2 separate regions of the Homo sapiens genome follow, and region 1 is linked to region 2. Evidence: read pairs that join two places in POLR2A ChIA-PET (ENCODE). Cell type or tissue: OCI-LY7. All regions are shown on one strand. Each heading gives the region's core, and the rest is flanking DNA. Links, peaks and the distances in the headings are about the cores only.

The links. ChIA-PET counts read pairs that join two places held together with the same protein. Peaks named below come from ENCODE experiments on the same cell type or tissue, not always from the same donor. Only the 100,000 strongest peaks of a DNase experiment are listed, where the experiment ranks them.
Region 1: POLR2A ChIA-PET joins it to region 2 with 6 read pairs; 12 of 35 experiments call an interaction of 5 or more read pairs at or near these places.

Annotation. Positions count from the first base shown.
Region 1 is chr7:106,138,924-106,150,039 of GRCh38, reverse strand. No RefSeq gene overlaps it. Among named protein-coding and RNA genes, the nearest start is that of SYPL1, 32 kb to the right of the region's middle. In OCI-LY7, for the core only: CTCF peaks have their summits at 5,649 and 5,848 (motif pointing left); a DNase peak (open chromatin) is centred at 5,869.
Region 2 is chr7:106,080,768-106,091,883 of GRCh38, reverse strand. It overlaps SYPL1 (synaptophysin like 1), which reads left to right. Exons shown (of 5, transcript NM_182715.4): 5 at 1-1,379. The coding sequence ends at 79. Among named protein-coding and RNA genes, the nearest start is that of SYPL1, 26 kb to the left of the region's middle. RefSeq lists an enhancer at 10,822-11,116. In OCI-LY7, for the core only: no CTCF peak of the experiment used is centred there; DNase peaks (open chromatin) are centred at 1,753 and 2,093; H3K4me3 peaks cover 1,874 bases; H3K27ac peaks cover 2,847 bases.

The sequences.
Region 1 (11,116 bases), core at 3,983-8,982, 54 kb before region 2:
AAATTTTATCTCTACAAAAAATAAGCCAGGCGTGGTAGCGCGCACCTGTAGTCTGAGCTACTCGGGAAGCTGGGGCAGGAGGATTACTTGAGCCCTGGATGTGGAGGCTGCAGTGAGCTGTGATCATCCCACTGCAGGCCAACCTAGGCAACACAGTGAGACCCTGTCTCAAAAAAAAAAAAAAAAAAAAAAAAAAAAAAAAAAAAAACCACTTGTAATCTCAGGAAAAAAAAAATCCGCTTGTAACTGCTGCTAATTGGAATGCATATTCAAGGCAACTTGAATCTGTGCTCCTGGCTGCAATCCTCAAATTTGGCCCAAATAAACTCTATTTGTATCAATTTTGCCTCAGGTCAACAGCCACAAACTAACTGCTTTTCTGAGTGCTGAGGGGCAGGTGGTAATGTTCAGACCATCATCATGGCCTGTGCCGAGTCTCCAACAAGTATAGCCTCTGCACCTCAGAAACACAAGAGGAATAGGTTTTGCTACCTCCTAGGTTAGTCTCAAAGCCCTTGGAGGAAAGATGAATTCTTTTCAACAAAAATAATCATGGCTAAGCTTTACCAAGCACTTATTCTGTGCCAGGCCCTTTTTGTATATAATCGCATTTAATCCTCACAAACACCCATGAGGTAGAGTCTGTTTCTATTCCCATTTTACTGATGAGGAAACTGAGGCCAGGATGGTTAATCAATGTCCCCAAGGTCATAGGGCTAGTAACTGGTGTATCCAGGAATTGAGCCCAAAAACCTGACTCTAGAGTTCATTCTCTCTACAGCGTGCAGCTGCCAAAGGAGAGATCAAAATCACCTCTCAGGCACCCATTTTCAAATTTCAGGGGATTTTCCTTACCACCTATTTCAGATTCAGTTCCTTTATGTCCACCTGTCCCAAAAAGTAGAACATAACAGATACAGGCATTCCGAACACTGGACTTCCATGGTCTCAAATCAAATCTTTATTTAATAAGACACAAGTGAGAAGAGTCCCTGGAAAGGACCAACTGGAAAACTGAGTAAGTTACTTCTGAGATCACAGCCCAGGAAAGAATAGTAACCCCATAATCCTATCTCAAAAAAGGGGCATGAGGTTTGAGCCAAGTCTCCTGTGAAATGTCAAAATCCTAGCCACAGCATCATTAAAGTAATTCAGAGGGAGAGCTTACATAGGTAGGCATCAAGACTTATTATAAACCTATGGCAGCTAAGAAAGTATGCATTGGTATAAAAATTTAGAAAAATAGACCAATGGATAGAATGGAGATCTCCAAAACAGACCCATGCACACAGGGACCCTCAGGTTACAAGGAAGGGAGCACTGCAGAGGGCTAGGGAAAGGACCATGTTCTTAATGTCGTTACGGGAGGAAATGAAACCTGGCGTCCACCTCACACCATGCACAAACAACACTTCCAGGAGGATCTTAGACCCAGTTATGGAAGGCGATCAGGGAGATCATCTATAATCATCTTTGTGACCCCAGGTTAGGGAATATTTTTTCAACAGGTTACAGAAATATTGATGAATTGGACATTAAAATTTAAAACTTCTGCTCACCAAAAGATACCCTTACAAAAATAAAAAGGCAGATCAGGTGTAGTGGCTCACACCTCTAATCCCAGCAGTTTGGGAGGCCAAGGCAGGTGGATCACCTGAGGCCAGGAGTTCAAGACCAGCCTGGTCAATGTGGCAAAACTCCATCTCTACTAAAAATACAAAAATGAGCCAGGTGTGGTGGCACACACCCGTAGTTCCAGCTACTCCAGAGGCTGAGGCAGGAGGATCGCTTGAGCCCAGGAGATGGAGGTTGTAATGAGCTGAGAGCATGCCACTGCACTCCAGCCTGGGTGACAGGAGTGAAATTAAAAAAAAAAAAAAAAAGTAAAAAGGCAAACCACAGAGTGGGACAAGCCATTTTCAACACATGTATAAGATAAAGAACTCCTGCAAATCAACAGGAAAAAGACACATAGCAAACAGAACAATAGGCAAGAGACTTGAGCAGGCACCTCAAGAGAGAAGAATTCCAAATGGCCAGAAAATGCATGAAAAGGTGCTCAATCTCATTACAAATCCAACAGATGGGGCTGGGCGTGGTGGCTCACGCCTGTAATTCTAGCACTCTGGGAGGCCAAGGCAGGTGGATCACGACTTCATGAGTTCAAGTCCAGCCTGGCCAACACAGTGAAACCCCATCTCTACTAAAAATACAAAAATTAGCTGGGCATGGTGGCAGCCACCTGTAATCCCAGCTGCTCAGGAGGCTGAGGCAGGAGAATCACTTGAACCCAGGAGGCAGAGACTGCAGTGAGCTGAGATCACACCATTGCACTCCAACCTGGGCGACAAGAACAAAACTCCATCTCAAAAAAAAAAAAGAAAAAGAAAAAAAACAAATCCAACAGATGCACATTAAAGCCACACTGAGATTTATCTAAAGAAGCCTTTAGACCCAACTCCCAGCTTATAGAGAAGAACGAGTGAGACACCATGAGAAAACATCAGACAAATGCAGAACATCTCTTGAACCCAGGAGGCAGAGGTTGCAGTGAGCCAAGATCGCACCACTGCACTCCAGCCTGGGCGACAGTGCAAGACTCCATCTCAAAAAAACAAACAAACAAAAAATTAGTTGGGCATGGTGGCATGTGCCTTTAGTCTTAGCTATTCAGGAGGCTGAGGTTGGAGGATTGCTTGAGCCCAGTTAAGCTGGTATTGTGCCACTGCACTCCGGCCTGGGCAATAGAGACCATATCTCAAAAAAAAAAAGAAATTTTTAATAAAAATTAGGCTAATGCAATAATGAAAATTAGGTTAGAAAATCTGTCTCTCTCTCACACACACACACACACACACAAACACACACTCACACACACAGATATAGCCGTGCACACCACCCAGAGTAGCTAACTTTACAGAATAGCATTCTCCAGTGTTGACAAAGATGTGGGGCATGGAGACCTCTCATGTACAGTTGCTGGGAGTATAAATCCACAGAATCACTTTGGCATCACCTAGCAAAGCCAACAGAACATACCCCACAACCCAGCAATTCTACTGCAGGGGGACAACCTACTGAAATATGCACAGGGAGGCAGGGACAAGAACACTCAGAGCAGATCTATCATGAAATCCCCAAATTGGTAACAAGTAAGTATGTGCAATGATATGAATTTGTGAAAACCTATTGATGCAATAAAATGCTACATGACAATGACAGAATAAGCTACAGCTATGTGCAAAAACCAGAATGAATCTCATAAACATCATGTTGGTGAATGAAGCCAGATATGAAGAACACATCCTGTATGGACCCATTTCTATAAATTTCAATAGCAGGTATAATCAAATAATAGTGGCCATGGACATATATGTCTGTAGTAAAATTTTAAAGAAAATCAAAGACATCAATGACCATAAAAGTAGAGGCAATGGGGGGCCAGTCACGGTGGCTCACACCTGTAATCCCAGCACTTTGGGAGGCTGAGGCAGGTGGATCACCTGAGGTCAGTAGTTCAAGATCAGCCTGACCAACGTGTTGAAACCCCGCCTCTACTAAAAATACAAAAAATTAGCCAGGCGTGGTGGCGGGTGCCTGTAATCTCAGCTACTCAGGAGGCTGAGGCAGGAGAATCACTTGAACCTGGGAGGCAGAGGTTGCAGTGAGCCGAGATCACACCATTGCACTCCAGCCTGGGTGACAAGAGCAAAACTCCATCCCAAAAAAAAAAAAAAAATCGAGGCAGTGGTTACCATTAAATGAGGGGACTGCAATTGAGAAGGGATAGGCAGGAGGGCTCCAGGGGTCTCACAAACTTCTGTTTCTTGACCTAATAAAGGGTTTACTTTATTTTAAAAAACATTAACTGTTCATTATGTTTAATATATTTTTTCTTTTCTTTTGAGACAGGGTCTCACTCTGTCACCCAGGCTGGAGTGCAGGGGCACAGTCTCAGTTCACTGCAGCCTCAACCTCCCCAGGCTAAGGTGATCCTCCCATCTCAGCCTCCTGAGTAGCTGGGACTACAGGTGCGTGCCACCACACCTGGCTAACGTTTTGATGTTTTGTTGAGATGGGGTCTCACTACGTGAACTCCTGAGCTCAAATGATCATCCTGCCTCAGCCCCCACAAAGTTCTGGGATTACAGGTATGAGCCACTACAACCAGCTAATATATACTTTTCTAAATGTGTTTTATAGCTCACATAAAGAAGATTAAAATAAATGTCCAAAACTGCCTGCAGAAAAAAATCTGGCCCCAAAACCCTCAGTGTTATCAGGCGGGCCTCCTTTCCACCATGTTTGTCTCGGGGAAGGAAGATGGCTTTTGAAATGAGACAGCAGGTTTCTGGGCTCTTCCAGAGAAAGCCTTTCTGTATTCGACCATGTTCACTGAGGAGGGACTGGTTGGTGGTCACTAGACTTTGAAGTTTGGTGGCCATTAAAAACAAGCAAATTATTTCTTTCTTTTTACGAATTTGCCCATGCTGCTGGTGAGGAAATTCTCACTCCCTCAGCCTGCAAGCCCCGTGAGGAAGGGTGGAAATCTCCCATATATTTTAATGCCCTAGAGATCAAGGGGGCCTCAGAGCGCAGTGGTCTTGCCTTGACACCGAGAATTTTAAGAGAAAGTGACTGGCTCTGGGGCACAGGATGAGAGAATGATAAATCTAGACCTCAAACCCAGGCTTAGGCCGGGTACGATGGCCCAAGCCTGTAGTCCCAGCTACTTGGGAGGCTGAAGTGGAGGATTGCTTAAGCCCACGAAGTCAAGGATGCATTAAGCTATGATCACATTACTGCACTCCAGCTGTGGGGACAGAAGACCCTACTCCAAAGTTTAAAAAAAAAAAAAAACCCAGGCCTGCTGTGTAATTTTGTGCATCTGTAAGGAAAGCTGATCTACTTCTTGTTCACTCTGAGCTTTTCCTTAATTTTTTCAGTCATCAGTAAGGAATTTGATGCAGTTGTGTTCAAACCAAAAACAAGGTGGGGTTTTCCTTTCCTCTCATGGGAAGATAAATTTTGAAGTAGGTGAGTACTGGTGTTGGCTCAGTGACTGAAGTGGGAAGAGCCGTGACTTCTGCAATTTTCATGGCCCCAAAGAGCCAGCATTAGGGTGTAATACCTTTGCACCAAGGACAAAAATGATAAAGTACAAATGAAGCACAACATGTCTGTCTCTGTTCCAGATGCACAATTCACTAAAGGACACGTTTCCAATAAAATCAGGGCTTATAGGGGCCAGGTGCGGTGGCTCATGCCTGTAATCCCAGCACTTTGGGAGGCCAAGGTGGGCAGATCACCTGAGGCCAGGAGTTCTAGACCAGCCTGACCAACATAGCAAAACCCTGTCTCTACCAAAAATACAAAAAATTAGCCGGGCATGGTGGCATGCACTTGTAGTCCCAGCTACTTGGGAAGCTGAGGCAGGAGAATCACTTGAACCCAGGAGGTGGAGGTTGCACTCCAGCCTAGGTGGCAGAGACTGTCTCAAAATCAGGGCTTGTAGGGTAGATGGCTGTTAGGTAAGGAACCAGCAGTCTCTGCCATTCTCACCAGTGAGAATCAGGACATCTCAGAGGAACTGTGGAAGTTTGTCACGTGGGACTGAAATCTGAATAAGGCCTAGGACCTGAGTTCTGAATAAAAATGAATACCACTCAAGCCCAAACTAATTGCTAGGAATTAAATATTTGGATTTTCATCTAGCGGCAGTTCCCAAAAGAAGGGTGCATGGATATGCAAAAACGCATGTGTCTACCAGGCTTGCATTAGCTGGAGTTGGGGATAGTCCTAACCAATGTACTCACATGTGCACACAAACATTTCAGCATGCATTCGCCCCGCCCCCTTGGGGATGTGCAGCAGCTGTGCAGCCCTGCAGTGGGGGAGGCCTGTGGCTGCTCTGTCACTTGTGCTGAGTAGCAGGCACATCACCTAGAGGTAGGTAGCAGAGGGGCCAGCTAGCAGAGAGGACACAGCTGACCCACGCCGTGTAAGGCATGGACTTCAGGTGACCAGGACCAGTTTCATCCACACTCACTTCTCTGCATCCTTGTGACCAGTGAATGAGCTTTCTAAGAAAGCTAGCCGGGATTAGGTGCTAATCCCCAGAAGGCAAGGCCAAGCTGAGCCTCATTAACACAAGGAGCTATGCGGCAAACTCTGGCCTAACTCCAGAGCAGAGGCAGCAGACAAGTCTTACCTTTTATTACCAACACACAGGGATCAATACTGCCTGTCTGGAGCAGGGTTCGGGCAACCTTTTGCTGTAAAGGTCGGGTAGTATTTGAGGTTTTGTGGACCATCTGCTCTCCATGGCAATTACTCAGCTCTGCCTTTATAGTGTGAAAAAAGGTATGGACAATACATAACCAAGTGAGTGTGGCTGTGTCTCAAAAACACTTTGTAGAAACAGGGGGCTGGCCAGGTATGGCCAATGGGCTGTAATTTGCCAACTCTTGGCCTAGAAACCACATGTCCACTTGTTGTAATGGAGGGTGAGGATGTCTCCAGGCCCACGGTGTTGAGTCAATTAGCCCTGCCTGCACAGGTTTTGTAAGGGGAGTACCAGGCTCTAGATCAGTGGTCTACAAAGTGGGCTATGCCTACCCCAGGATGTGTACCATGTAATCCATTGGCATACGGGAAAAAGCATTAAATTTCTGTTCATTTTAAAATCTGTTTTCATTTTAGACTATTGATCTTGTCTACCCTATCATGGGTCTGTAGATTTGGCAATGAGTCATGCCTTATATCTAACGTGCTAATGAGAAGTCAGGCTTATAAACCTCTGAAGAGGATCTCACAGCAGTTGTATCCTGGAATAGCAATATGCCCATTGCCACTCCCTGCTTGTCGGGTCTGAGATATGCAGGTATCTCAGGGATTCCCCTAAAAAGAGAGCAGTGGTCCCCGATTCCTCGAAGGCAGCTTCCTCAGGAACTATGGTGGACTTGCCACACTAAAGGAGTTTTGGATTCAAGGTTCTGTCTTGAATCTGATCAGTGGTTCAGCTATTGGTCAGAACACAAAGGGAACTACAACCACCCCCCAGCACACACCATTCATAAGAGCATTAATTAAGTTGTGCTTTCCCGATTTCTGGTGGTCTCTCTCTCCCTCAGTAGTTCAGGCCTGCCATATAAAGTAGACAGATTGTACATTGCACAAGAGTGCTGCGTCTAACGAGGCATCCTTCACACTGTAGACATGGTAGACTTATATGCCCTGTGATAACTTCCTGGTACATAGCAACGCGTCATTCTAACAAACTCAGTACATTATGACCATCTCTGACCAATAGATGTAAAGCACTTTGAGGGAAGTGTGTCTCCTTAATTCCAGAAGAACTATATGGGTTTGTAGTAGCCACAACTAGTAGGTGAAGGATAGAAAAGAAGAAAAATGCACAAAGTCCAACAGATTCAAACTCTTCCGGGGCAGGGATGTCTTGTGAATGCCTTTTACAGTGTTGAAGGACCTCTTCAGAGTGAGGCAGCATTTGAGTGTTCAATCATTAGCACAGACCCCCAAAAGCAAGGACTCAGAGGTAACCATCACCCGTCAGTCACCTCTACTGAGGACTGGAAGTGAAGAGAGAAAGGAAAAAAAATATTTTTCTCCCTCCCAGCTGTTCTTCCTCTTGTATAAAGGAGCTGGAAGAAGTCAAGCAAAGCAGCACAGATGTGTTTTAATGTTTACTCACATGGAAGCAAGTAACAAAATAAGAAAAATAAAACCATCATTCAAGAAGAGCCAGTTGTTTTGTAGCTTCCCACTATTTATTCTCCTTCTCCTGGTAACAGCTCTCCACTTTCCCTTTAGGAAATCAGTTCTGCCCCATGGTTCAAAATCTCTAGAACTGACAAAATACCCTGCCTTCTACCAGCCAAAGGGGTGGGCACACAACTTAAGCTAGGTCAGTTGCATTCTCTCTCTCCTCTCTGATAGTTAATTTTGTGTGTCAACTTGACTGGGTCACAGGGTGCCCACATATTTGGTCAAACATTCTGAGTGTTTCTGCGAGGGTGTTTTTGAAAGAGATTCACATTTTAATCAGTCAAGAAGATTGCCCTCCATAGTGAATGGTCCTCATCCAACTACTTGAAGCCTAAATAGAATTAAAAGACCAACCTTTCCTCTAAGTAAGGATAATTCTCTAGCAGACTGTCTTCATATGCAACATCAATTCTTCCTGTCTGATGGCCTTCAAATAGGAACATGGGTTCTGCTTGGGTCTCCAACCTGCCAGACTGGACTTGCCAGCCTCTGCAATCACACGAGCCAATTCCTTCTTTTACACACATGGGGAGAGGGGGAGGTAGAGGGGGAGAGGGGGAGAAGGGGGAGAGGGGGAGAAGGGGGAGAGGGGGAGAAGGGGGAGAGGGGGAGAAGGGGGAGGTAGAGGGGGAGAGGGGGAGAAGGGGAGAAGGGGAGAAGGGGGAGAGGGGGAGAAGGGGGAGAGGGGGAGAAGGGGGAGAGGGGGAGAAGGGGGAGAAGGGGGAGGTAGAGGGGGAGAGGGGGAGAAGGGGGAGGTAGAGGGGGAGAGGGGGAGAAGGGGAGAGGTGGAGATAGAGGGTTCTGTTTCTCTGGAGAACCCTGATTAATATACACTCACTCTCTCTGTCTGGATTTTGAAGCATGAGTGTAGACACTTAAAAATATAAAAATGTTTGGAAAGCAGTTATTCCAGCAGTGGTGTCCTGATGAGACTGTCAGGGACCTAGTTCCTGCTACCTAAGCCTCTCCAGAGATGCTCTCATTCTTTATCTTTTTCCAAAACTGGTTCACAATCTTCCTAACAATGCTTTGATCCACCCTATAACTTCTTTTAGTCCATGAATATTTACTGAGCGCTATGATCTGAATGTTGGTGTCCCTCTAAAATTTATAGAACTTAATCCCCAGTGTGATTGTATTAAGAGGTGGGACCTTTAGGAGGCCTCTTGAATGGGATTAGTGCCCTATAGAAAAGGTGTGAGGGAGCCTGCTGGCCCCTTCTGCCATGTGAGGACACACAGAAGGCACTAACTATGAGGAACGGGCTCTCATCAGATACCGAATCTGCTGGCAACTTGATCTTGAACATACCAGACTCCAGAACTGGGAGCAATAAATCTGTGTTGTTTATAAATTACCCAGTCTAAGGAATTTTGTTAACAGTCTGAGCGGACTAAGACAATGAGTACCTACTATATTCAAGGTACTGTTCTATTGAGGAAATACCAGTGAACAAGCTAGCCCTTGCTCTCATGGAACTTATTTTCTAAAAAGTCCTTTTCTGCCTAAGTAGATTAACCCTTCTTGAGAGTTTATTTCTGTTGCTTGCCACCAAAGAATCCCAGCAAATACTAACAATCTTCCCGCAGAGACTTCTAGCTCCGCCCCTTCCCTGGATCATCTTAGATAAGCCAGATGTCAGTCTTCAGAAGTCAGAAGATCCCTGGCTCGATGCAATTCTTGAGAGCCACTTCTTTATGATCACCCCATAAAAAACCCTGAGAACCCACCAGTGCACTTGTCTAATGTCCTAATGTTTGGATATAAATGACTCCACAGGAACATCTACATCAGAGGGGTTTCTCAACAGATGCCCTCCATCGAAACCATCTTTTCTCCTCTCCTGCTTAGAACCTGGGAAGATACCTTACAATGAGTATTACCTTGTTTATGCCTCATTATGACTTGTTTCAGGTTTAATCTTCTTCACCAGAGCCTTTTTAACGTCCTCCCCCAAAACCCAAAGGATTTATTCTGGGATTAGACAGGAGACAAGATCAGAGAAGCTGATCCAAACAGCCAGACATGGCTTTCTCATCAGGTAGCACCAGACAGTTATTTAACACAACTGAAACTCTATCTTGAAGCAAGTAAGCATGCTGTTTGGTTCACTGTGGGGGTGTCAGTGACTACGGCTGGGAATTGTCACAGTTTAGTTTAGCACTTCTGGCAAACTTTGGAGCCAGCTTGCATAATGCAGTGTCTAAAGAACATGATTCCAGTTGAACAGAGCATGTCTGTGGTTAAAAATAGAACTCTGTCACATAACAACTCATATATAAACCATGAGGCTGGGGGAGGAACAAAATTAAATAATAGTCACTGGGGGTTCTTGAACACCTGTCCCAGTCCCTCAGAGCATAAACTATCTGGGAATTGCCAGCACACTGAAGCCAACCCTGCCCTGAAATCAAATGGCAAAAATAAACAACCAAACTGACCCAGTTAAATCAGGAAACATGACCGCACCTTTAAGCAGGCCACCATTCAGGTGGCCTCTCCAGCCCAGGCCTCCTCAGGGATTTAGCTCTGAGTTCTGAAAAAATTAACTGCAGTAGATCCCATGACAGCCACTCTGGATTCACAGCAGGATTGAAAGCTGAGACTGCGTTAGGTCTGAATGCCACCCGCACGTTTGCATTTTCACTGCATGCACATGGATTATGCTTTGAACAGAATGCATGAAAAGTGGGCCCTGGCTCCTTCTAAACAGTTGTGGGAGTCTCATGACCCACTGCTCAGACTTGCAAAGAGCTAAGAATTAGAAACGAAATACTTGGGTTTCCCTGCCAGGAAACACTTTACAACAGTGTGTAGGTCTAACTGGAGAGGTTGCCCAATGACAGAGTGGAAATTTCATGGCTGGGTACATATAAAGCTAAGCCGTCAGAACAATTAATACTATAATATGCCACCAGAAAATAAAAAAGGGTATAGGGGACCAAAAAGAAAACGAGGCTACCTCCTTCCCCAACTCTGCCACTGACCCAGGCAAATTGCTCCTCCTCTCGGGGTCCCACTTCTCCTCTTTAAAAATCTATCTACAATGCCTGCTCCCTTCCAAACTCACCGAAATGTTGTAGTTTCACTCTTCACTTGTGTCACTTATTTGTTTCTGGTTCTGAAACGCTCGAGCAGTGATATGCTCTCTGCTTCACAGTCACCTGAAGAGTTTTTAAAAACTTCCCTACCTCAGCTGCACTCCTGGAGATTTCTGGGTGGGTCCCAGGCATGGGTGGATTTAAAAGCCCCCTCAGGTGATTCTAATGTGCCTCCAGGCCTGCGAACCAGAAGGCAGACTGGGAGAAGCACCGCCCCACTGCTTCCC
Region 2 (11,116 bases), core at 163-5,162:
GGAGACCAGCCTACACAGTCCATCAAATACATCTGCCCCTCATAGCCAAGGAGGTATTCCACCTCCTACCGGAATATAATTAAAGGGAGAAATACACTGTATGAAGTATATGTTGATACTATGACATGTTGCCAACACCTTGAGAAGCATTATTTGTTTCTAATAAAAGTAATGGCTTTGTCAATATATTGGTGGGTTTAAAACTTTGCTGCTTTTTTACATAAAGCCTGTGCCTTTCCTAGAAAGTTAAGATGTAAATGTATTCTCACATGTAAATTTGAAAGTTCAGGGGTCTATTATGAAATGATACACATTTTTAAATGAACCATAATTTTTTTCACTAAGCTGTTTGCCTTCCAAAGTGTTTACACCTTAAGCCTTAACATGTATCTTCATTCAGAAAACAGTTATATTGTCATACCATAGTAGGAAGAAAAACCTTTATTTGGAATATACACTACTGTAAGTTTGTACAGATCATATACCTACCACCTGTCTTTGCTTAAAGAGCCTTGATTACATAAATATGTAGGAAAAAACATATTGAGTTCAAAATTTATATCTAACATTGTTTATGTTATGATTTTTTTTTAATTGCAAAGACTAGGTGTATATTTTTTTCTGTTTTTCTAAATGACCCGTGGTACTTAATAGGTGTACTAAAATTGTGTTGGGAGCAGGGATTTGGAAATTTCTGAGAGATGTGTAGTTAATTTAGTAATTCTGTTTCATGAGATATGATCTGTTATGCTAGTGGTTTAATAGGCTTGCTATGTAAGTAGAACGTGGCTCAACTAGATATCTTTATATGTATGGGCATTACTCTTAGTGATATTTGTTTCCTGTCCTTTGTTGCTCATGCTGTTTAAGTGCAGGCTGAGACCCAGCCTCTTTGTAAGTACAGTAAAATAATCCACCGTTTTTTACAGACCCTAGTCAAAGGGTTAAAAAAATTAAGATTGCTTTCCATGTTTGAAATTTACCATTGAGAGTCAATGAAGTTGCTATTTTGAGTTTAGCATTGATATTGTGAAAATAAGTGCAATTTGGATTTCATGTTTCTTAATATTCATTCTTGTTTCACAAATGAATGATTAAGGAATTATGCATCATAAAGGAACCTAAGTGAGGTATATGATGAGTGTATTGTCTTTGCACACACATATAGGTATATTCTGAATACAAGCTTATTCACATTTTGCTTCCTAATCTTTTTGTTGTACAGGGATTCAGGTTTCTTATTCTTACAACATGATTGTTTATATGTGAAGCACATCTTGCTGTTGCCTTATTTTTGATGCTTTTATTCATGACAAGAATTGTCAATATAAGAATGTATATCTTTTTTGCAACCAATTTAATAAAGGAGTTGAAAGAAAGAGTGCACTGATTGTTAATATTACAAAGAAACCTTCATCTTAAAGGCATTGAGCAGTGCAAAACAGAACTGATTTTCAAAGCAGGAAATAGAATCACAGTTTTAATGTTTGGCAAGGAATAAAACAGACAGAAATGCTTTGGAGACTATGGTTCTATCCTTTTTTCTTCCGACCTCATTTAGAAAATACTTATTTGCAACTCTTAGATTGTTTTCCTGATATACCTTTTCTCATTAATTGTCTAATTAACTAGCAAAGATTCCTGCTTAAGAGTGTGTGCTCTGCAACCGAACTGCCTAGATTTGAATCTTGTCTACACCACTTACTAGCTGTTTAACTGTAGGCAAATTGCCCTCTGTGTGCCTCAGTTTGCTTATGTGGAAGTCGGAAATAAAGTAAGTAGTTCCCTCCTGTTTACTGGGGATATGTTTCAAGACCCCCTGGGATGCCTGAAACCAAGTGTAGTACCAAGCCCTATGTGAACTGTCTTTTTTCCTATCCATACATGCACCTATAATAAAGTTTATCAATTGAGCACAGTAAGAGATTAACAAGGACTAATAATGAAGTGGCACAATTAAAACCATACTGTAGTAAAAGTTATGTGAATATGGTCTCTCAGAATATCTTACTGTACTGTACTACGGGGAACTGAAACTAAGAATAGTTAAACCACTTTCCTGATCTCAGTGTGTTTATGATTTAAAAGTGAATTAACAAATGTAAAGCCCTTAGAACAGTGTTCCGCATTTAGTAGGCACTCTATAAATGTTAGCTACGATTACTAACTTTTGATAGCATCTGATATAGAGATTCTTAAACTAGGAATTCATGGGGCTGGAGCCGTTAGGGTGGTGGTTTTGGACAAAGAGAGGATTGGCGTCAGGCTTTCAAGCTTGTCCCTTTACAATCCTTAAAGAGTTCTGGATCTTTTGGTGTGTTTTATTTTTCTGTTGGTTGACATTCATAAGGTTAATGAGATCAAAATTTAAAACTTAAAAGTATTGAGATTAAAGTAGATCTTAAAAGGACTTCTATTGCCTTTTCCCTTTGTGCTTTTGAATCAACATTACAAGGTTAACCCATTTATAGGATAATTTCCAGGAGAGAAGCAATAAAAGCTTTACTTACTAGGTGTTAGGTTGTAGAGAATTATTTATAAAAAAGATGAGCATTACTAATGTTTTAGTGAACAGAGGTCAGTTGAATAGATGTTTAACCTACTGTAAATGTTAAAGGCAATATTGCTTATGTTTCACATTTAAAATTTTTTCATATAGTATTTCAGATTAATAGGTAAGTATACAAAATAATATTTAACAAATGCTTTATTTGCATCAGATGTTTGTTTGTTGAGACAGGGTCTTACTCTGTCACCCAAGCTAGAATGCAGTGGCGCCATCTCAGCTCCCTGTTAACCTCCACCTGCCAGGCTCCAGTGATCCTCCCACCTTGGCCTTCTCAGTATCTGGGACTACAGGCACGTGTCACCATGCTTGGTAATTGAAAACATTTTTTGTAAAGACGAGTTCTCACTATATTACCCAGGCTGGTCTCAAACTCATGGGCGCAAGCAGTCCTCCTGCGTCAGCCTCCCAAGTGCTGGGATTACAGGTGTGAGCCACCTCACCCAGCGTTGCATCAGATTTTTTTTTTTTTTTTTTTTTTTGAGATGGAGTTTCACTCTTGTTGCCCTGGCTGGAGTGCAATGGCGCGATTTCAGCTCACTGCAACCCCCACCTCCCGGGTTCAAGTGATTCTCCTGCCTCAGCCTCCCAAGTAGCTAGGATTACAGGTGCTCGCCACCATGCCGGGCTAATTTTTTTATTTTTAGTGGAGATGGGGTTTCACCATGTAGGCCAGGCTGGTCTCAAACTCTTGACCTCAGGCGCTCCACCCACCTCGGCCTCCCGAAGTGCTGGGATTACAGGCATGAGCCATCGCACCTGGCTTTGCATCAGATTTTTTTTAAAGGAAATAAAACATTACAGATAAAGCCTTTTCCTTACTGAGGTAAAGTTACATTTTTCCTACCTTTCACTATTAAAAATAGCACACAAATATTCTTCTGCAGTGTGTGAAGGCTTCTCTAAGACCTATCACTAGAAATGGGAACTATTGGAATGTGAGATGTTCATGTTTTCCATTGTAACCTAGGTATTCCAAATTGTTCAGCAAAATGTCTGTAACAAGTTAGTCTCCCACCAGCAATAAGTAAGATTTCCTCTTGCTCCATATTGCCAATAACTTGATGTTTTTGGACTATTGCCAATCTGATAAGTTTGAAATTGTGTCTTTGATGCTTTAAAATTTATGTTACTCTGATTGCTATTTAGGTTGGTGGTCCTTTCCTGTATTTATTGGCCATTTGGTTTCCACCACCCTGTACTGCCTATTCATATCCTTTGCAAATTTTTCTGTTTGGTGCTTTTTCCTGCTGAATTGACGTGCTCTTTATGTATTCTTGGTATTAACCTCTTGACATTTATAGAGGTTGCAAATATCTTCTCTCTGTTCCTGGCTTGCATTTTCACTTTGTGATTTTTGTCATATAAAAGTTCTTTATGGCCGGGGTCGGTGGCTCACACCTGTGATCCCAACACTTTGGGAGGCCGAGGCAGGCGGACCACCAGGTCAAGAGATGGAGACCATCCTGGCCAACATGGTGAAACTCCGTCTCTACTAAAAATACAAAAATTAGCTGAGCATGGTGGTGTGTGCCTGTAGTCACAGCTACTTGGGAGGCTGAGGCAGGAGAATCGCTTGAGTCCAGGAGGCAGAGGTTGCAGTGAGCCGAGATCGTGCCACTGCCCTCCAGCCTGGTGGCAGAGCAAGACTCTGTCTCCAAAAAAAATAAAATAAAAAAACAAACTTTATTTTAATATTAATGTAAGTATCTTCTTCACCGTTGGTGCATTTTGCTGTATTAAGAAATCCTCAATGTCATAAAGATATTAACCTTTTTTCTTCTGAATATGGTTTTTCACTTTTTAGTCGTTAAGCAGTTTGGGATTATATTTTTGTACGTTCATGGTGTCTACTTCAATTTTTATAATTTTCAATACTCCTATCCAATTTTCATAGTACCACCTTTATTTAAAAGTTTATCTTGCCATGCACAGTGGCTCTCATCTGTAATCCCAGCACTTTGGGAGGCTGAGACAGGTGGATCACTTGAGGCCAGGGGTTTGATACCAGCCTAACCAACATGGGAAACCCCGTCTCTACTAAAAATACAAAAATTAGCCAGGTGTGGTGGTAGGCACCTGTAATCCCGGCTACTCAGGAGGCTAAGGCAGAAGAATCGCTTGAACCTGGGAGGCGGAGGTTGCAATGAGCTAAGATGGCACCACTGCACTCCAACCTGGGTGACAGAGCTCAAAAAAAAAATTTATTCACCTCTGTCATATGTCAGATTTCCATATTATTTGTAGTTCTTTCTGTATGCTCTTTACCACTACCATATCTAGCCCCACTCTTTATTAAATATAGCTTTACAGTAAGAATTACTCTCTGATAGGATAAGCACCAGAGCACCATCATTATTCAGGTTATTCACAATTGTCTTGGCTATCTTGAAGCCCTATACTCTCATGAATTTTTGGATCAGCTTGTGAAGTTCCTAAAAACCTTCATAGGATTTCATTTGAAAAGAACTGCATTGAGTTTATAAGATCAATTTGAGGAGAATGGTCATATTTGTAATACCAGTAATACCAATAAATACAAAGCCTTTTGTATTTTGTATTTATGAACATGGTATATCTCTCCATTTATATCTTTTATGCCCTTCAGTAAAGTTTTGTAATTGTCAACATAAAGATTTAAGATTCACATCTGTCTTGTAGTTTTTGCGGCTCTTATACAAAGTAACATATATTCTTCCCCCAAGCCCATATAATAAGTTGGAGTAGTGTTTTCCCTTATTCAATACTCTGAAATAATTGGAATTTTTCATTCCTTGAATATTTCATAGAACTCACCAGTAATACTATTGGGGCCTAGAATTCTCTGTGGGAAGATTATTTTTAAATTACTGATTCAGCCAGGTACCATGACTCACACCTGTAATCCCAACATTTTGGGAGGTTGAGGCAAGAGGATCACTTGAGGTTAGGGGTTCAAGATCAGTCTGAGTAACAAAGCAAGACTCCGTCTCTACAAAAAATAAAATAAATTAGTCAGGCATGGTGGCACATGACTCTAGTCCTAGCTACTAAGGAGACTGAGGTGGGAGGATCACTCGAACACAAAAGGTCAAAACTGCAGTGAGCTATGATCTCGGCACTGCACTCCAGCCTGGGTGACAAAGTGAGGCGCTGTCTCAAAAAAAAAAAAGAAATTACTGATTCAGTCTTGCTTTTGATTATAGAACTATTCAAGTTTTTTATTCTCCTTCATTCAGTTGTATTTTACCAGGAATTTTTCCATTTCATCTGAATTTCCAAATTTATTAATATGAAGTTGATCATAGCCTGTTGATTATATGCCTAATGTCTACACCAACTGCATTTACGTTCCTTCTTTCATTCCTATTATTTTTGTGCCTTCCTTTTTTCCATCCATATTGTCAGAGGTTTGTCAGTTTGATCTCTTTTCAAATGATCAAGTCTGTCTTTATTGATCCTTGCTCTTTTATGTTTGTTTTATTTCTCTTAATTTCTACTCTTGTCATCATTAGCTCTTTTCTTCTGCTTTCTTTGGGTCTGTTTTGCTGCTTTTTTTCCTAACTCAAGATGGTACTTAGCTCATTAGTTTTTTCATTGGCTTCAAGCCTCTTTTCCTCTAATACACACATGTGAGATTTTAAATTTTCTACAAACTACTACTTTAGCTTTATCCCACAAGTTTTTGATATGCAGTATTTTGATCATAGTTCTAAATACATTCAAATTTCCCATAATTCTTTGATGTACTAGTTATTTAGTAATATGTTTCCAAACATATGGAATTTTCTTTTTTTTTTATTGACTACTGAGGTAATCACATTGTGGTTTCTGCAATAATCAGACCCTTGAAATTTGCTGAAACTTGCTTTCTGACCTAGTTGATGGTCAAAAGTTTTAACTTTTTCATGTGCTTAAAAATATGTATCTGTTGAGTGTGATGTACTGTTTGCCTTGTATATCAGCTTATTCTATCCTTTAAATTTATATGTTAACCAAAGCACATGTAAAATAAGGAAACAGTATATTGAAAATGAAAAAAAAAAAAAAGATACATTAAGCAAAACAGGTTTACCTGTTTGGGATTTGCTCAGTTCTTGAATCTGTAGGTTTATGTCTTTTGCCAAATTTAAGGAGTTTTCAGCCATTATTTCTTCCAGTACTTTTTTGGCCCCACCCTACCCTATTTCTCCTCTCTCAGACTCAAATGATGTGAAAGTTAGATTTTTTTGTTGTTTTTGTTATAGTAATACAGGTTTAACAGTCCATTTTATCTCTAGAAATTGGGTAATTTATTTTTTCCCCCACAGGCCAAAGCTAAGATTTTTTTTTCTTTTTTTTTTTTTGAAACAGAGTCTCACTCTGTTACCCAAGCTGGAGTGCTGCAGTGCAGTGGTGCAGTCTTGGCTCACTGCAACCTCCACCTCCCAGGTTCAAACAGTTCTTATGTCTCAGCCTCCCAAGTAGCTCTAGGGACTACAGGGACGCACCACCATGCCCAGCTAATTTTTGTATTTTTAGTAGAGAGGGGTTTCGCCGGGTTGGCCAGGCTGGTTTCGAACTCCTGGCCTCAAGTGACCTGCCCACCTCAGCCTCCCAAAGTGTTGGGATTACAGGTGTGAGCCAGCGTGCCTGGCCAGAATTGGATAATTTTTCTTCTCTCTCTTCCAATTTACTGAGCTGTCGTCTGTGTCTTCTGTTCTGCTGTTGAGACTATCCTTTGAATTTTGGGTTTTTGTATTTTTCATTTCTAAAATTTGGTTCTCCTTTTATTTACTGAGACTTTTTATTCGCTGAGACTACTTTTTCGTTTGCTTCAAGCCTGTTTATGATTGCTTGTTGGAGCATTTTTGTTTTGTTTTGTTTTGTTTTGAGATGGAGTCTCACTCTGTCTCCAGGCTGGAGTGCAGTGGCACAATCTTGGCCCACTGCAACCTCCACCTCCCAGGTTCAAGCAATTCTCCTGCCTCAGCCTCCCGAGTAGCTGGGACTACAGGCGCATGCCACCATGCCCAGCTAATTTTTGTATTTTTAGTAGAGACGGGGTTTCACCACGTTGGCCAGGATGGTCTCGATCTCTTGACCTTGTGATCCACCTGCCTCGGCCTCCCAAAGTGCTGGGATTACAGGCGTGAGCCCATTGTTGAAGCACTTTTATATGACTGCTTCAGAAGCTTTATCAGATGATTCTAATATCTCTGTCATCTCAGTGTTGTTATCCACTGTCTTTTTTCCTTTGTTGGAGATCTAACTGGTTCTTGGTATGAAGAGTGATTTTCGATAGGAACCTGAGCATTTCGGGTACTATATTTTGAGACTCTGGGTCTTTCTATGCCTTCTGTTTTGCAGGCTTTTTCTGACATCACTCCAGCAGAGAGAAAGAGGGAGGGCCACCTCATTAGAGCCTCCATGGGTGGAGGTGTTCATTTGGCCTTTGCTGGTGTGGGTGTGGGTGGAACCATAGTTTTTTCCTGTGGTGCTGGGCTAGGGTAGAGTCGTTATTTCCTAAAAGTTTTCTGTCTTGCTAGGTTGCCTTTTTCCTTGTCCTTTAGCTAGGAAGAGCCAACTTTTGTTGGGACTTTATTTTTTTTTTTCTGTCTGCATTATTGCTGTTCACATGTTGCCAGTTTCTTCAGCTCCAAGTCTGGGATTTATAAGGCAAAAGGAAAATCCAGACAACTCACCACTATGTTGTTTCTTGGGTTCCAAGGTCCCTAGCCAGTCTCCCTTCATCTCCGCCTTTCAGAGACATCTTAGGTTTGTTTTCTATTAAGTTTTTACTTGCACTTAATAGGAAAAATAAGGAAAGTGCATCTAATCCAACCTTTGGGAAGCTGAAGTTGAAGCTCCCTTTTATTTTTTCAATTGCCAAACTACATTTTTAGTCAGCCAGGTGGAGGGAAGACTTAGTAGAGAAAATGCACTGTTACCTCAATCTCAGCCATTGTTTTCTTCCTTCTTAGCACAATGGATCCGAAGTGTAGTAGCTGTAGGATCTGAAGTGTAGTAAGTTTGAGAGTGGGAGTAAAATCCACGCTAGTCCCAAAGGAGAAGTACATCTGGACTCTAAATTCAGTTTCCCCCCTCACTGTACCATGTTGCTTCTTATAATAGATGTTTTTTGGTTCGGTTGTTTTTTTTTTTTTTTTTTGAGACAGTCTCACTTTGTTGCCCAAGCTTGAGTGCAGTGGTGCAATCTCAGCTCACTGCAACCTCCACCTCCCGGGTTCAAGCGATTCTCCTGCCTCAGCCTCCTGAGTAGCTGGGATTACAGGCACATGCCATCATGCCCGGCTAATTTTTTGTATTTTTAGTAGAGATGGGGTTTCACCGTGTTAGCCAGGATGGTCTTGATCTCCTGACCTCATGATCTGCCCACCTCAGCCTCCCAAAGTGCTGGGATTTGGTTGGGATTATTAAAACAGGTTCTATAAACTTATAAAGCAGTGAGGAATGCATTTGGTTGCAAATAACAGAAAAATTTGGTTTAAACAGAGGTTTATCTGTATCATACAGCTATTTTAGTGAACTAAATATGGCCTGAGAAGACTCCTATATTTGAGTCCTTGTGGACGAACTGTAACCTAGCTTAATAGGCAGACAAGATCAGAAACCTAACTTAGGAGTATGCGCCTGTAACAGTCACTGAGTCTTGGCCAATCCCGGCGGCCATACTTCAACCACTCACATACTGCTGAGTGTTCAAACTGTGTTCAAATAAAGCAAATGCCAACCTGCAACCAAACCAGCTTTTCTGTACCTCACCTCCCTTTTTTTGTCTATAAATCTTCCACCACGTGGCTGCGCTCGAGTCTCCGTGAATCTGCTGTGATTCTGGGGGCTGCCCGATTCGCAAATCGTTCATTAGTCATTAAACTCCTTTAAATTTAATTCGGCTGAAGTTTTTATTTTATCACAGCCAAATGCTTCACCCCTTCGAAAAAATTAATGAGTAAGCAAACCCCATGTATTTATACTACACACACTGTCAAACACTTCGGAGAGATTAAGTAAGATAAGGAGTGAGAATCAACCATCGCCTTTGACATTGTAGAGGTTATTGTCCTTGACAAGGGCTATTTCAGCGGAATTCTGGGAACAACAGTACTTCATTACAGTAGTCCAACAGAGTAATTTGTAGGTGAGAGAGTGAAAACTAGCAGGTATGGATGATTCTTTTGAGGTGTTCTGCTATAAAGGGGAGCAGAGAATTGGAATAGCTGAAAGAAGATGTGAGATCGAGGGACGCATTTTTGTGTACTTAAGACTTAAGCTATGACAGTGTGTTTTTAACCTGAGAAGATTGATTCATTTTAAAATAGAAAAAAAAAATGCTGATACAAGAAGGAGAGGCAGGGTGATTGCAGAGCCAACTCCTTAAGAAGGTGCCCAAGAGGAAAGGTTGATCTTGGCGAGAGCACACACAATCCATTCATTGTATTGGGAGGGAAACACAAAAGTTTAAAGGAAGATTTGTTTGTAGATTGTATGGTGATTAGACTAAGGAAGTTCTCTCTACACTTGTTTTCTCAGTGAAATAAGCAAGTTCATCACTTAAGAATGAGTAGCGACGCAGTGCAGACATTTGATTGAAGGGGAGGCCATATTCATAGAATGTGTAAAAATGAAATAACATTGTACTGACGATCCTAGCCAACACAACAGAACAAGAAAAAAAGTAAATATTAGAAAGCTAATATTAGAAACTAAACTGTTATCAGCACATACTATGTGTCCAGATAGAAAACCCAAAATAATCTACCACTAACCACTAGAATTAGTTTAGAAAGATACCCGAATAGGCCGGGTGAGGTGGCTCACATCTGTACCCGAATAGGCCGGGTGAGGTGGCTCACATCTGTAATCCCAACACTTTGGGAGGCTGAGTTGGGCAGATGATGAGGTCAGGAGCTCGAGACCAGCCCGGGCAACAAAGTGAAACTCCGTCTCTACTAAAAATACAAAAAAATTAACAGGGCCTGGTGGCGGGTGCCCATAATCCCAGCTACTTGGGAGGCTGAGGCAAGGAGAATCACTTGAACCTGGGAAGTGGAGGTTGCAGTGAGCCGAGATCGCACCACTGCACTCCAGCCTGGGCAACAGTGTCAGACTCTGTGTCAAAAAAAAAAAAAAAAAAAAAAAGGAAAGATTCCTGAATACAAGATCAATATATAAAAACTGTTTTTATACAAGAACAACAGTTATAAAATATAACTTAAAAAATATATATCATCTGAAGTAAAAAAAAAGGATTAGGAAGCTAGAGATAAAAATAAAATGTGCAAAATTATTACTAAGAAAACTGTGAAACTCTCTTGTCTGATCTACAGATTCAATTGAATTCCAATCAAATTTCTACAGTTTTTGGGAAATCTTAATAAGCTGATTCTAAAATTGTTATGGAAGAGCAAAAATAGCTCCCCAAATAGCCAAGGCACTCCTAGAGAAGGTGATAGAGGGATCTGCCTTACTAAATCGTGATACTTACTATGAAGCTATTGTACAATGTTGTGAAGGGGTTCCATGGATTGGGCCTCACATAGTTGCAGGAACTGGGGAGGACGCCCATGG